Regions from separate parts of the Homo sapiens genome. Here region 2 is linked to region 1. A link is a loop called in an ENCODE intact Hi-C map of the cell type or tissue named here. Cell type or tissue: OCI-LY7. All regions are shown on one strand. Links, peaks and the distances in the headings refer to the core of each region. The heading gives the core; the rest is flanking DNA.

The links. A loop is a pair of places that touch in the nucleus more often than their neighbours do. Peaks named below come from ENCODE experiments on the same cell type or tissue, not always from the same donor. Only the 100,000 strongest peaks of a DNase experiment are listed, where the experiment ranks them.
Region 2: it touches region 1 in a loop (4-fold over the local background); 9 of 110 quality-filtered maps call a loop at or near these places.

The regions. Positions count from the first base shown.
Region 1 is chr2:230,596,459-230,607,483 of GRCh38, reverse strand. No RefSeq gene overlaps it. Among named protein-coding and RNA genes, the nearest start is that of LINC01907, 99 kb to the left of the region's middle. RefSeq lists a silencer at 4,695-4,774 and an enhancer at 4,915-5,044. In OCI-LY7, for the core only: no CTCF peak of the experiment used is centred there; DNase peaks (open chromatin) are centred at 4,733, 5,733, 6,363 and 6,965; H3K4me3 peaks cover 2,596 bases; H3K27ac peaks cover 3,552 bases.
Region 2 is chr2:230,469,867-230,474,866 of GRCh38, reverse strand. SP100 (SP100 nuclear antigen) reads right to left here. Exons shown (of 29, transcript NM_001080391.2): 15 at 4,769-4,852; 16 at 1,427-1,543; 17 at 420-473. The region is part of intron 3 of LOC101928816 (a long non-coding RNA gene); the gene reads left to right. Among named protein-coding and RNA genes, the nearest start is that of SP100, 56 kb to the right of the region's middle. In OCI-LY7, for the core only: no CTCF peak of the experiment used is centred there; DNase peaks (open chromatin) are centred at 1,256, 1,956, 2,426 and 3,566; H3K4me3 peaks cover 1,257 bases; H3K27ac peaks cover 3,192 bases.

The DNA of each region.
Region 1 (11,025 bases), core at 2,362-7,361:
AGACTTGCATCCCAGGGATGAAGCCAACTTGACTGTGGTGGATAAACTTTTTGATGTGCTGCTGGATTCGGTGTGCCAGTATTTTATTGAGGATTTTTGCATCGATGTTCACCAGGGATATTGGCCTGAAATTTCCTTTTTTGTTGTTGTTGTTGTTGTGTCGCTGCCAGGTTTTGGTATCAGGATGATGCTGCCCTCATAAAATGAGTTGGGGAGGAGTCCCTCTTTTTCTATTGTTTGGAATAGCTTCAGAAATAGTGGTACCAGCTCCTCTTTGTATCTCTGGTAGAATTTGACTGTGAATCCATCTGGTCCTGGGCTTTTTTTGGTTGGTAGCCTATTAATTACTGCCTCAATTTCAGAACCTGTTATTGGTCTATTCAGGGATTCGACTTCTTCCTGGTTTAGTCCTGGGAGAGTGTATGTGTCCAGGAATTTATCCATTTCTTCTCGATTTTCTATTATATTTGTGTAGAGATGTCTATAGTATTCTCTGATGGTAGTTTGTATTTCTGTGGGATCGGTGATGATATCCCGTTTATCGTTTTTTATTGTGTCTATTTGATTCTTCTCTGTTTTCTTCTTTATAAGTCTGGCTTGTGGTCTGTTTTGTTGATCTTTTCAAAAAACCAGCTCCTGGATTCACTGATTTTTTGAAGGATTTTTCGTGTCTGTATCTCCTTCAGTTCTGCTGTGATCTTAGTTATATCTTGTCTTCTGCTAGCTTTTGAATTTGTTTGCTCTTGCTTCTCTAGTTCTTTTAATTGTGATGTTAGGGTATCAGTTTTTGATCTTTCCTGCTTTCTCCTGTGGGCATTTAATGGTATACATTTCCCTCTAAATACTGCTTTAGCTGTGTCCCAGAGATTATGGTGCATTGTGTCTTTGTTCTCATTTATTTATTTATAAGTTCTCATTAAGAACTTATTTATTTCTGCTTTAATTTCGTTATTTACTGAGTAGTCATTCAGGAGCAGGTTGTCCAGTTTCCATGTAGTTGTGCAGTTTTCAGTGAGTTTCTTAATCCTGAGTTCTAATTTGATTCCACTGTGGTCTGAGAGACTGTTTGTTATGATTTCCGTTCTTTTGCAGTTGCTGAGGAGTGTTTTACTTCCAATTATGTGGTCAATTTTAGAATAAGTGTGATGTGGTGCTGAGAAGAATGTATATTCTGTTGATTTGGGGTGGAGAGTTCTGTAGATGTCTATTAGGTCCACTTGGTCCAGAGCTGTGTTCAAGTCCTGAATATCCTTGTTAATTTTCTGTCTTGTCAATCTGTCTAATATTGACAGTGGGGTGTTAAAATCTCCCACTGTCATTGTGTGGGAGTCTAAGTCTCTTTGTAGGTCTCTAAGAACTTGCTTTATGATTCTGGGTGCTCCTGTTTTGGGTGCATATATGTTTAGGATAGCTAGCTCTTCTTGTTGCATTGATCCCTTTACCATTATGTAGTGCCCTTCTTTGTCTTTTTTGATCTTTGTTGGTTTAAAGTTTGTTTTATCAGAGACTAGGATTGCAACCCCTGCTTTTTTTTTTGCTTTCCATTTGCTTGGTAGATATTCCTTCATCCCTTTATGTAGAGCCTATGTGTGTCTCTGCACATGAGATGGGTCTCCTGAATATAGCACACCAATGGGTCTTGACTCTCTATCCAATTTGCCAGTCTGTATCTTTTAATTGGGGCATTTAGCCCATTTACATTTAAGGTTAATATTGTTATGTGTGAATTTGATTCTTTCATTGTGATGCTAGCTGGTTATTTTGCCTGTTAGTTGATGCAGTTTCTTCATAGTGTCAATGGTCTTTACAATTTAGTATGTTTTTGCAGTAGCTGGTACCGGTTTTTTCTTTCCATATTTAGTGCTTCCTTCAGGAGCTCTTGTAAGGCTGGCCAGGTCGTGACAAAATATCTCAGCATTTGCTTGTCTGTAAAGGATTTTATTTCTCCTTCACTTATGAAGCTTAATTTGGCTGGATATGAGATTCTGGGTTGAAAATTATTTTCTTTAAGAATGTTGAATAATGCCCCCCACTCTATCCTGGCTTGTAGGGTTTCTGCAGAGAGATCCGTTGTTAGTCTGATGGGCTTCTCTTTGCGGGTAACCTGATCTTTCTCTCTGACTGCCCTTAACATTTTTTCCTTTATTTCAACGTTGGTGAATCTGACGATTATGGGTCTTGGGGTTGCTCTTCTCGAGGAGTATTTTTGTGGTATTCTCTGTATTTCCTGGATTTGAATGTTGGCCTGTCTTGCTAGGTTGGGGGAAGTTCTTCTGGATAATATCTTGAAGAGTGTTTTCCAACTTGGTTCCATTCTCCCTGTCACTTTCAGGTACACTAATCAAATGTAGATTTGGTCTTTTCACATAGTCCCATATTTCTTTTCATTCTTTTTTCTCTAATCTTGTCTTCACACTTTATTTCATTAAGTTGATCTTCAATCTCTGATATCCTCTCTTCCACTTCATCGATTTGGCTGTTGATACTTGTGTATGCTTCACAAAGTTCTCGTGCTGTGTTTTTCAGCTCCATCAGGCCATTTATGTTCTCTGGTTATTGTAGTTAGCAATTCCTCTAACCTTTTTTCAAGGTTCTTAGCTTCCTTGGATTGGGTTAGAACATGCTCCTATAGCTTGGAGGAGTTTGTTATCACTCACCTTCTGGAGCCTACTTCTGTCAATTTGTCATACTCCTTCTTTTTCCAGTTTTGTGCCCTGGCTGGTGAGGAGTTGTGATCCTTTGGAGGAGAAGAGGCATTCTGGTTTTTGGAATTTTCAGCCTTTTTGTGCTGGTTTTTCCTCATCTTTGTGGATTCATCTACCTTTTGTCTTTGATGTTGGTGACCTTCGCATGGGGTTTCTGTGTGGTTGTCCTTTGTGTTGATGTTGATGCTATTGCATTCTGTTTGTTAGTTTTCCTTCTAACAGTCAGGTCCCTCTTCTGCAGGTCTGCTGGAGTTTGCTGGAGGTCCACTCCAGACCCTGATTGTCTGGGTATCACCAGCAGAGGCTGCAGAACAGCAAAGATTGCTTCCTGTTCCTTCCTCTGGAAGCTTCATCCCAGAGAGGCACCTGCCAGATGCCAGCCAGAGCTCTCCTGTATGAAGTGTCTGTCGACCCCTGCTGGGGGGTATCTCCCAGTCAGGAGGCACAGGGGTCAGGGACTCACTTGAGGAGGCTGTCTGTCCCTTAGCAGAGCTTGAGTGCTGTTCTGGGAGATCTGCTGGTCTCTTCAGAGCCAGTAGGCAGGAATGTTTAAGTCTGCTGAAGCTGCGCCCACAGCCGTCCCTTCCCCCAGGTGCTCTATCCCAGGGAGGTCAGAGTTTTATCTATAAGCCTCTGACTGGGGCTGCTGCCTTTCTTTCAGAGATGCCCTGCCCAGAGAGGAGCAATCTAGAGAGGCAGTCTGGCTACAACAGCTTTGCTGAGCTGTGGTGGGCTCCACCTATTCCGAACTTCCCAGTGGCTTTGTTTACACTGTGAGGGAAAACCCACCTACTCAAGCCTTAGTAATGGTGGACGCCCCTCCTCCCACCAAGCTCAAGTGTCCCAGGTCAACTTCAGATGGCTGTGCTGCCAGCAAGAATTTCAAGCCAGTCAATCTTAGCTTGCTGGCCTCCATGGGGGTGGGATCTGCTGAGCTAGACCACTTGGCTCCCTGGCTTCAGCCCCCTTTCCAGAGGAGTGAATGGTTCTGTCTCACTGGCATTCCAGGCGCCACTGGGTTATGGAAAGACAAACTCCTGCAGCTAGCTCGGTGTCTGCCCAAATGGCTGCTCAGTTTTGTGCTTGAAACCCAGGGCCCTTGTGGTGTAGGCACCTGAGGGAATCTCCTGGTCTGCAGGTTGCAAAGACCATGGGAAAAGTGTAGTATCTGGGCTGGAGTGCACTGTTTCTCATGGCACAGTCCCTCATGTCTTCCCTTGGCTAGGGGAGGGAGTTTCCTGACCTCTTGGGTGTTGAAGTGACACCCCACCCTGCTTTGGCTCACCCTCTGTGGGCTGCACCCACTGTCTAACCAGTCCCAATGAGATGAGCCAGGTACCTCAGTTGGAAATGCAGAAATTACCTGCCTTCCATGTTGATCTTGCTGGGAGCTGCAGACTGGAACTGTTCCTATTTGGCCATTTTGCCAGCCACCCCCACCTAATCCCTATTTTTAATTTTTTGAGGAAACTTCACACTGTTTTACGGAATGGCAGCACCAATTTACATTCCTACCAACAACATATATGTGTTTTCTCTACATCCTTGCCAAGACCTGTTACCTTTTCACCTTTTGATGCTAGCCATCTAACAGGTGTGAGATGGTATCTCACTGTGGTTTTGATTTTCATTTCCCCGAAACTCCCTGGGAGGGGATTGGGGATCTGTCTTTAGGCAGACAGGGGGAGTTCAGGGAAAACGTCTCTCTGCCTTTGGTCTTTCTCAAGTGTCTTCAGCTCAAAGTGATCGGCACACCAAAGCAGCATATTTTGGGGTGGCATTTCCTGAGCTCTTTCAACGGGCTCAGGGCAGTGGCTTTTCCCTAACTGGGTTAAAAGCGTGTTAATGCTTCAGTACTGTGTAGGGCTTTAGTGTAGCACCCTAGCTGGACATCAGCCCCACCAGGTATGGGTGGGGTTCTGGGAAAGGGCCTGGGCTCTCAGGTGGCTGCACTTGTGATAGCAGCTGACTTCCTGTAAGTGCACTGGTGCAGGAAGTGAGCCCTGCTTCCTGTCTGTGTTGCTGGGGGTGGGTGGGGGTGTGGGGGCGGGGAACAGAGGGGAAGCCAGGCCCTTGAACTTGAACTTTTGTCATGCAGGCACTGCAGCTGGGGGTTGGTGGCCTCCTGGAGGGTGCCTGAAAGGGACTCTGGCAGTGCAGCTCCTTCCTCGGGGCAAGAACCCTGAGCTGGGGCAGTGATTTCCCTCCCCTTGATTTCCTCACTTTTGTTTTGTTTTCTCTTTTTTTTTTGAGACGGAGTTTTGCTCTTGTCACCCAGGCTGGAGTGCAGTGGCATGATCTTGGCTCACTGCAACCTCCGCCTCCCGGGTTCAAGTGATTTTCCTGCTTCAGTTGCCCAAGTAGCTGGGATAACAGGTGTGCACCACCACGCCTGGCTAGTTTTTGTATTTTTAGTAGAGATGGGGTTTCACCATGTTGGTCAGGCTGGTCTTGAACTCCTGACCTCAAGTGATCCACTAGCCTTGGCCTCCCAAAGTGCTGGGGTTACAGGTGTGAGCCACTGTGCCTGGCCTCATATTCTCTTAAACCATTAAATTGGACGGGTGCGGTGGCTCACGCCTGTAATCCCAGCACTTTGGGAGGCCGAGTCAGGTGGATCACTTGAGGTCAGGAGTTTGAGACCAGCCTGGCCAACATGGTGAAACCTCCATCTCTCCTAAAATACAAAAATTAGCCGGACATGGTGGCGGGGCCTGTAATCCCAGCTACTGGGAAGGCGGAGGCAGGAGAATCGCTTGAACCCGGGAGGTGGAGGTTGCAGTGAGCCAAGATCATGTCACTGCACTCCAGCCTGGGACACAGAGTGAGACTCGGTCTCAAAAAACAAAAAACAAAAACCCCCAAACCCCCCAAACTATTAAGTTTTGCAGCCAAACCTCATTCGTCCTGGGTGTGGCTGAATCCAGGGAGGAGGGGAAAGCTCCATTATGCGGGCTTCAGGCCCACACCTGTGCCACTGTTTTGCCGTCACCTGAAACCAGCAGAAAAAGCAGCTCAACTGTGGCTCTGAGAAACTTCTGATATTGGTCATGACATTCATTCTCTACAAAATCCCACTCTCAACTAAGCTGAGCCTCCCTGCCCCCGCCAATTTATTTTTCTGTCCCCAGTTATGCTCAGCGCTATTGTCTGTCCCCACGCTCCAGAGAGCAGCATGTGATAGCTTAGTTGGACTAATTAACACGAAGCTCCACATTCAAATAACATGAGTCCTCTCCCATTATCATTATTATTATTATTTATTGTAGCAAAGTATACATAATAGTTATCATTTCATTGTTAATATATATGACTATTTAGCATTATCAATTTCTCATTTAGTCATTTGTAAGTGTGCAATTCAGTGGTATTAAATACATTCACAATACATTCGTGTAAACGTCACCACTATTTCCAAAACTTTTTTGTCATTCCCAATGTAAACTCTCTACCCGTTATACAAATAACACCACATTCCTTCCCCCTCCTCCCATCCCCTGGTGACCTCGATTCTATTCTCTGTTTCTATGAATTTGCTTATTCTAGGTACCTCAGATCAGTGGAATCACACATTTGTCCTTCCATGTCTGGCTACTTTCACTTAGCCCAGTGTTTTCAAGGTCCATCTACACTGCAGCACATATCAATATTTTATTCCCTTTTCATGGCTGAATACCATGCCATTGTGCATGGCCACTGAATGCTCTTGTAAACATGGGTATGCAAATATCCAAGGTAATGCTTTCACTTTTTACGGCTATACCGTATAACTAGAAGTGTTGGGATTTATAGGGTTAAGCCACTGTGCCTGTCCTTAATTTACTTTGGATATATACCCGGTAGTGGGAATTGATGGATCCTATGGTAGTTTTTTTTTTTTTTTTTTTTTTTGAGACTGAGTCTTGCTCTGTCACCCAGGCTGGAGTGCAGTGGTGCGATCTCGGCTCTCTGCAACCTCTGCCTTCCGAGTTCAAATGGTTCTCCTACCTCAGCCTCCCGAGTAGGTGGGACTACAGGTGCATGCCACCACGCCTGGCTAATTTTTATATTTTCAGTACAGATGGGCATTTCACCGTGTTGGTCAGGCTGGTCTGAAACTCCTGCCTTGGCCTCCCAAAGTGCTGAGATTACAGACCTGAGCCACCGTGCCCCGCCCGTATTTTTTATTTTTTGAAGAACCTTCACGCTGTTTTTCAGAATGGCTGCAGGAATTTACATTCCCACCAACAACATTTAAGTGTTTTCTTTTCTTTACATCCTTGCCAACACTTGTTATCTTTTGACCTTTTGGTGATAGCCATCTAACAGGTGTGAGATGATATCTCATTGTGGTTTTGACTAGCATTTCCCCGATGTTTAGTAATGTTGAGCACCTTTTCATAAACCCCTTAACCATTTGTATATCTTTTTTGGAAAAATGTCTATTCAGGTCCTTTGCCCATTTTTCAATTGGGTTATGTGTTTTTTTTTTTTTTTTGCTATTGAGTTGCATGAATTCTTTATATATTTTAGATATTTAATCCTTATCATACACCATAAATACCCCTACTCTGTACTCACAAAAATTAAATTAAGTATATTTAAAAAAGATATTAAAACTAAAGAAAAAACACTTATCAGATATATGGCTTGCAAATATTTTCTCCATTCTGTAGGTTGCTTTTTCATTTTGTTGATTATTTCCTTGGCCGCTCTGAAGTGTTTTAGTTTGTGGAAAATCCCCTTGTCTATTTTTGCTTTTGCTGCCTGCGCTTTTGGTGTCATATCAAAAAAACTTTGCCAAGACCAATGACATGGAGCTTTTCTCTTCTTTTCTTCTAGAATTTTACAGTTTTGGATCTTACCTTTAACTCTTTAATCTATTTTGAGTTAATTTCTGTGTATTGTGTAAGATAAAGATCCAATTTCATTCTTGTTGCATATGGATATTTCATTTTTCCAACATGATTTATTGAAGATACCATCATTTTCTCGTTGTGTATTCTTGGTGCCTTTGCTGAAGGCTAGTTGACCATGTATATATGGGTGTATTTCTGAACTTTCTATTGGGTTCCATTGGTCTATGGGCCTGTTTTATTTATTTATTTATTTATTTTTTTGAGACGGAATCTCACTCTGTTGTCTAGGCTGGAGGGCAATGGAGTAATCTTGACTCACTGCAACCTCCGCCTCCCAGGTTCAAGCGATTCTCGTGCCTCAGCCTTCCAAGTAGCTAGGATTACAGGTGCCCACCACCATGCTCGGCTAATTTTTGTATTTTTAGTAGAGATGTGGTTTCATCATGTTGGCCAGGCTGGTCTCGAAATTCAGACCTCAGGTGATCCACCTGCCTCAGCCTTCCAAAGTGCTGGGATTACAGGCATGAGCCACCATGCCCGGCCTATGTGTCTGTTTTTTATACAAGTACTATACTGTTTTAATTACAATATCTTTGTAATATACTTTGAAATCAGGAAGTGTGATGCCTCCATCTTCATTCTTCTTTCTCAAGATTGCCTAAGCTATTTGGGGTCTTTTTTGGCTCCACACAAATTTTAGGATTTTAAAAAAATTTCTGTGAAATACATCATTGAAATTTTCATAGGGATTGCCTGAATCTGCAGATCACTTTGTATAGCATGAGCATTTTAATGGTATTAATTATTCTGTTTGTGTCTTCTACAATTTCTTTCATCTGTGTTTTATAGTTCTTATTGTACAAATCTTTTACCTCCTTCGTTAAACTTATTCTTAAGTATTTTATTCTTTTTGATGCCAGTGTAAATGGGAATGTTTTCTTAATTTCATTTTCAAGCTGTTTGTTGTTAGTATATATTATAGAAATGCAACTAATTTTTTATTTTTATTTTTTCTTTTTCAAACTTTATTTTAGATTTGGTGGTGGGGGGTAGATGTGCAAGTTTGTTACAAAGGTCTATTGTGTGATGCTGAGGTTTGCAGTACGATTGTATCTGTCATCTAGGTAGTGAGCTTAGTACCCAATAGGTGGTTTTTTAACCCTGGCCCTCCTCCCTCCCCTCTCTTTAGTCCCGAGTGTCTACTGTTCCCATCTTTATGTCCAAGTGTGTCCAATGTTCAGCTCCCACTTATAAGTGAGAACATGTAGCATTTGGTTTTCTGTTTCTGCATTAGTTTGCTTAGGATAATGATCTCCAGCTGACCATGTGGAGAATCATTTCTTATTGCTGTGTAGTATTCCATGGTGTATGTGTACTACAGTTTCTTTATCCAGTCCACCACTGATGGGCACCTGGGTTGATTCCATGGCTTTGCTATTGTAAATAGTGCTGCAGTGAACATATGGGTGCATGTGTCTTTTTGGTAGAATGATTTATTTTCCTCTGGGTGTATACCCAGTAATGGGATTGCTGGGTTGAATGATAATTCTGTTTTTAGTGTTTTGAGAAGTCTCCAAACCACTTTCCAGAGTGGCTGAAGTAATTTACACTCCCAAGAACAATGTGTAAGCCTTCTCTTTTCTCTGCAGCCCTGGCCAACATCTCTTATTTTTCTTTTTTGAATAATAGCCATTCTGACTGGTGTGAGATGGTATCTCATTGTGGTTTTAATTTGCATTTCTCTGATGATTAGTGATGATGAACATTTTTTCATGTGTTTGTTGGCTACTTGTATGTCTTTTTTTGAGAAGTGTCTGTTCATGTCCTTTGCCCACTCTTTAATAGGATTATGATTATGTAAAAAAATATTTATTTGAGACAGTGTCTTGCTCTTCACCCAGGCTGCCGTGCAGTGGCACAATCTCAGCTCACTGCAGCCTCGACTTCCCAGGCTCCAGCCATCCTCCTGCTTCAGCCTCCTGAGTAGCTGGGACCACAGGCGCATAATGTCATCTTTGTCATTTCTGATTGTGCTCATTTGAATCTTCTGTTTTTCTTTGTTAATCTAGCTAGCAGTCTATCTATCTTGTGTATCCTTTCAAAGAACCAATTTTTTGTTTTATCAGTCCTTTGTATACATTTTTGGATCTCAATTTTGTTTGATTTTGCCCTGATTTTAGTTATTTCTTTTCTTCGCCAGTTTTGGCGTTTTGTTCTTGTTCTTCTAGTTCCTCTAGGTGCAATGTGAAATTGTTAATGTGAGCTCTTTTTAAATTCTTAATGTAGGTGTTTAGCATAATAAACTTTCTTCTTAATGCTGCTTTTGCTATATTCCAAAGATTTTGGTATGTTGTGTCTCTGTTTTCATTAATTTCAAATACTTTTTTGATTTCTGCCTTAGTTTTGTTGTTTACTCAAAAGTCATTCAAAAGCAAGTTGTTTAATTGCCATGTAATTGTGTAGTTTTGAGATATCTTCTTGGTATTGATTTATATTTTTATTTCACTGTGATCTGAGAGTCTACTTGGTATGGTTTTGATTTTTTTGAATTTATTGAGACTGACTTTATGGCCAAACGTGGTTAATCTTTTTTTGTTTTGTTTTGTTTTGTTTTGTTTTGTTTGAAATGAAGTCTCACTCTGTTGTCCAAGCTGGAGTGCAGTGGCATGATCTTGGCTCACTGCAACCTCCACCTCCCGGGTTCAAGCGATTCTCCTGCCTCAGCCTCCTGACTGGCTGGGACTACAGGCATGCACTGCCATGCCTGGCTAATTTTTGTATTTTTAGTAGAGATGGGGTTTTACTATGTTGTCCAGGCTGGTCTTGAACTCTTGACCTTGTGATCTACCTGCCTTGGCCTCCCAAAGTGCTGGGATTACAGGTATGAGCCACTGTGCCCGGCCATGGTTAATCTTAGAGTATGTTCCCTGTGCAGATTGAAAGAATGTATACTCTGGTTGCTGGGTAGTGTATCCTGTAGAAGTCTGTTAGGTCCAATTGGTAAAGTGTCAAATTTAAGTCTAGAATTTCTTTGTTAGTTTTCTGTCTTGATGATATGTTTAAAGTTGTCAGTGGGGTGTTTAAGTACTTCACTGTTATTATGTGGCTGTCTACATCTTTTTGTAGGCTAGAAGTACTTGTTTTATGAATGCTGGTGCTCCAGTGTTGGGTGCATGTATATTTAGGACAATTAAGTCTTGTTGAATTAAACCCTTTATCATTATGTAATGCCCTTCTTTGTTCTTTTTTACTGTTGTTAGTTTAAAGTCTGTTTTATCTGATGTGTGATAGCAACTCTTGCTTTTTTGTTTTCTGTTTGCATGATAGATCTTTCTCCATCCCTTTACTTTTAACCCATGACTGTTGTTGCATGTAACATGGGTCTCATGGAAACAGCAGACAGTTGGGTCTTTTTTTCAATCCAATTTGCCACTCGGTGACTTCTTTCTTTTCTTTTTTTCTTTTCTTTTTTTTTTTGAGAC
Region 2 (5,000 bases), core at 1-5,000, 130 kb after region 1:
ATGAAATCACACCCTTCGCAGCAACATGGATGGAGCGGAGGCCATTATCCTAAGCAACTTAATGCAAGAACAGAAAACCAAATACTGCATGTTCTTACTTACAAGTGGAAGCTAAACATCGAATACACATAAATGTGAAGATGAGAACAAGAGACACTGGGGACCACTAGATGGGGCAGGGGGAGAGGGTGGCATGGGCTGAAGAACCATCTGTTGGGTACTATGCTTACTGCCTGGGTGATGGGATTTTTGGGACACCAAGCCTCAGCATCACACAATTTACCCATGTAACAAACCTGCAAATGCACCCTTTAATCTATAATAAAAGTTGAAAAAAGAAAATGATGATAATAAACCTTAGCATTAAAAAATAGTTCATTTGTAACATAAAAATTAAGTAAATTCTTATTTGTTCTTACTTCTTTTCCCACTGTGTTTTTCCAAAGTAGAATTGTTTTCAACATCCATGGTATCTAGAAAGTGACAGGTAGTGGTCAGAGAACTGTAATTTATAAGTAAAATTTATAAATCTTATGACAATTCACACTGCATGGAAGGCTTGCGTTTATAACAATATTCTGAGTATAATTTATCTGTCTTCCTTCCAAAGGAAACAGACACTGAATTGATGTCTAAGGTCTTCGTCTAGTTCTCTGAGACTTTGAAACAGCTCTTCATTACTTTTATGCACCAATTTCCTCATTTATGAAACAGGGACAGCAACGGTTATCCTGTTCAGCTTTAAAATTTTTATGAATATTAAATATCTTACTTGCAAGAGTTAATAGGAAATCACTATATAAATCAATAACAGTCCAGAGGATATCTTTCAAAACAATGTATTTTTAGCATAAGAGTAGGTATCTGATTTTTCTTTCCTGACAGGTAGCAGGACTATTTGTCTTTTTAGGCCTTTCCAAAGTTGTGACAAAATGACACTATTACCTGTGAGTGGAAGAACATGTTTTCTTTTTTTTTTTTTCAAGAACAAGGATGGAACTCGCTTTATAAATTCAACACTTTACTATTGATATGCTAATATAGTGAGATACTACTATGTTTACCAGTGTATTTTTTTACCACCTAACCAAGAGAGCCCATTCTGTTAAATATGGCTTTATAATGATCTCTTGCCTCCCTGCAGTTCCCAAAAGGGTCGGGTTAAGCAAATGTAGAGAACAGGATTCTGGCGGCACCAAACCTGTTCTTTGTCACAGTCTGCTCACAGTCAAGTGCAGCAGGAAACCGGGACTATGATTTCAGACTTTTGAAATTCTGAAGCTTGGGGCCTGTGGGCCCACTTCCTGTTGGTGATCCAGAGGCTGTTTCATGCTTTGCTTCAACTCTGATCACTTCCCACATCCCTACCCAGTGTCTGTGATATCCACTGAGCCACTTCCATCCCAAGACCCTAGGGTAGCCTTACCCATCATGTCAGATGCTTGACTACTTTCAGTCCTTGCTTCTTGGCTTCTTGGCACACCTTTTGGAAAACACATGACACAGGAGCACTTCTTATTTTCAGGTTCTTGTGGCTGTGATCCTAAATTGTGATTTGTAAACATTTTTATTTGTGCCCACTCCCCTTCAAAGATTCTCCTTCCCCCCAACATTAGTGACTGCCCACTCCCCACAGCTAAATTAAGGGATGGGCTCTACATCTGAAATCTCTTTTTCTTTTGTGGTTCCTCACTGTATTTTTCCCTTCTGTTCATAAATAACCCTGAGAATTTCATCTTGAAATAAAGGGTCAATTAATAGTTTGTTTCAGTGATGAAGAACACTGGAGGAGCAAAGGCTGGTTTTAGGGAAAAAGATGATGTGCTCAGTTTTGGAGGTGTTAAGTTTGAAGGTCTTGAGTAACATCCAAGTGGTGAAGTCTAAGGCCTTCAGAATCTCCAACAGGAGCCTTCTGACACTTGGATGAATGAGTTTAGAAGACAGGGCTGGCTGGAGATACACATGTAGGAATCATGAGGTTGTGGGTGGTGACTGAAATCACAGGAGTGGATGAAATGCCTGGGTGAGGCCTTTTTTAATCTGGGTGAGTCAGAGGGGCCAGGGGACACCTTATTCTGAAAACTTACTGCTATTGTGAATCATGCCTTGTGCTAAAGTTGCTTTTATCTCATGGTCATTTCAGATCCTACAATTTCTCCATCATTCTCTTCTCTCCCATTTACACTTCCCCCTTCTTGCCTCCATTTTTCTCTCATCTTTTAATTCTTTCTCTACATACTTCTTGTTGTACCTAATTTTTTACACCACTCATCACCCTTTGAATGTATCTCATTCCACCTGTTTTTCTGTTTATATCTTTAGATCTAGTTTTATTATTGAGGTGAACTTCTTTCTACTATCACTTCCTCCTTCTATTCTCTCTTCTAGCTTGTTTCTCTGAATCTTGTCTTGACTTTTTTTTTTTTTTTTTTTTTTTTTGAGACGGAGTCTTGCTCGATCGCCCAGGCTGGAGTGCAGTGGTGCGATCTTGGTTCACTGCAAGACCTGCCTCCAAGGTTCACGCCATTCTCCTGCCTCAGCCTCCTGAGTAGCTGGAGCTACAGCTGCCTGCCACCATGCCTGGCTAATTTTTTTTGTTTTTAGTAGAGATGGGGTTTCACCGTTTTAGCCAGGATGGTCTTGATCTCCTGACCTCGTGATCCGCCCACCTCGGCCTCCCAAAGTGCTGGGATTACAGGCATGAGTCACTGCGCCTGGCCCTTATCTTGATCTTGACTCTTTTTGCAATTTCAATCTTTGTCTTTATCCACATTTTCTTCATCTATATTCATCTTTATCTCACAGGTTATTACTTTCATCACCAAATGCCTGCTGTTAGGACACTGACCACATAGCCATCTCTATTACCTTTGTCTGTTCTTTATGAGCTTTCTACCTTGCAAGGCTGTCAATCAATCAGCAACTTTATTTTCACGTTTCTGGTACAATTTCTGAGAAGTGTGTTGAAAATTATCCCTCCCTCCCCCACAAAATTCCCCTACCTGGAATATTTGAATTCCTTGTCCACTTAGAAAAACTTGAAGCTGACTCTTATATCTTTTCATTTGGTGACTCTAGCCTACCTTTCTCCATTCTTTCTCCTTACTTTATCCACTCAGTGTCTCCTCCCTCCATTCAGGAGCCCAGCTCTTCTTTTTCTTTTCGCTCCCTCAAACCTGTCGCAAGCAGCCCGAGTCTGTGCACAAGTCTTTGTGTGTGTGGTGTGTATGTGTGTGTGCATATGTTTTGGGGGAGAGGTAAGGAAAAGAAAAAAGAACTTTTCCTCCATGCAAGTAGGAAAAAAAAGATAATTAATAATGAACTGAACATCATAATCGGCTTCTCCATCACAAGCTAATGGGCTGCATCTCTTCTGACTCTCTTTGTGTATTCATTGGAGGAGCTCTAAATTCACAGGACAATGAAGACAAACAAGGAAATAATAGACTATAGACAGTGACGAGGAAACCAGGGAACCTGTCTCAATGTGGTCATGCTGAACTATTTTCAGAGCTTAAACGGACTGACAAAAAAATACACCTATATCAATGAGTACACCTCATAGCCCTACTCTATCTGGCCACACTTCGTTCTCCTTCTCACTTCTCATTTTTCTGCCCATTGCCCTGCTGCTATACATTTTTGTCTCTGTCTCTTTGATTCGGTGAGCTCATCTCCCTTTGATTTATCTTGTCTCCTGTGTTGCTTTTTCTGTTTCCATCAATGATGTTCTGTTCTCCTTTATTTCTATGTTTATCTATTTTGCTTCTGTCTTTCTAGGTATTTTGTATATTATATAGCTGGTTCCATTCCTATTATCTCTGTCTGTTTGCGATTTTTATTTTTCCCTCCCCCTAAAGATTATATGTATTAACCAATATACATATATACACACACATATGTGTGTGTTTATGTATGTATACATGTTATATGTAACAAATATATGCATGTGTACACACACACACACACACAGTGGTTGTTAAATAAGCTTTCTTGCATCAGGCACTGGTATAGTCTCCTGTGAATATTCTGAGTTCCTTGCGCATCTTCTTTGGACTTTGACTTAAATGACACAGCTCTTATCCTCCTGTCTGTTACATACAACAGTCACCCACCGTGAGACACCTGGGTTGCTAGTTTCTATTGTTTCTTTAGTTTTTTGGCCCTAATACTTCTGTACATCTATTTCCTCACCCCAAAATGGGTATAGTTAGCCTGCCTATGTCTTAAAAATTTTGTGATGACAAAATAAGATATTATTTGCCAAAAGACATTGAAATAACACAATATAATCCAATTACATGATGAAGGACATCTACCAAAAACTATACTAACGTTTGAGAGTGTTTGATCTGAAGTTTTTATTTCTGTCTATAATTACATAGTAGGAACAGTTGTCTTTTGAGGCTTTACAATTACAAATGACAATGATGTCAACCCATTTATCACTATAAAAATCTAAGATCTTAGTGTTAATAGGAATGAGAGCAGGTTTAAAAAAAAGAATACCACAAATTTGCTATTTATTTCTTCTACAACAACAAAATATAATTACATACATTTAGTCAGTGAAACTCTTTCTGTTAAACATGAGTTTATCATAATTTCCTGCCTCTTTCCATTTTCTAAAATGCAAAAAGGAGTTCCCAGATGAACTGGATACAAGGTAGTGAAGGTGCTCAGAATAAAAAGCGTCTGGAAACAGCAGCTTTTAATTCACATTCCTGACATTCTGCAGGCCAAGTCTTGGCATCCTAATCTTCTTTACCTGACCCTCTTCTTAGGGATGAGCTGCAGGTTTCCTGAAGCTCTTCTCCATTACTCAGGTCTGAAAAGTCACTACTGCTGAAACCTGCAGAAAAAAATAAAATTCCTTAACAGTCTTAGTCTGAGTCTTAGGAATCAGCAGGGAATTCTTTAAAAGCAAAACTGAACAAGAGAAGCTTGTGGAGGAGGGGGAGAAATAGTCCCACCACTAGGCCACCCTTTGGCTTTGATCA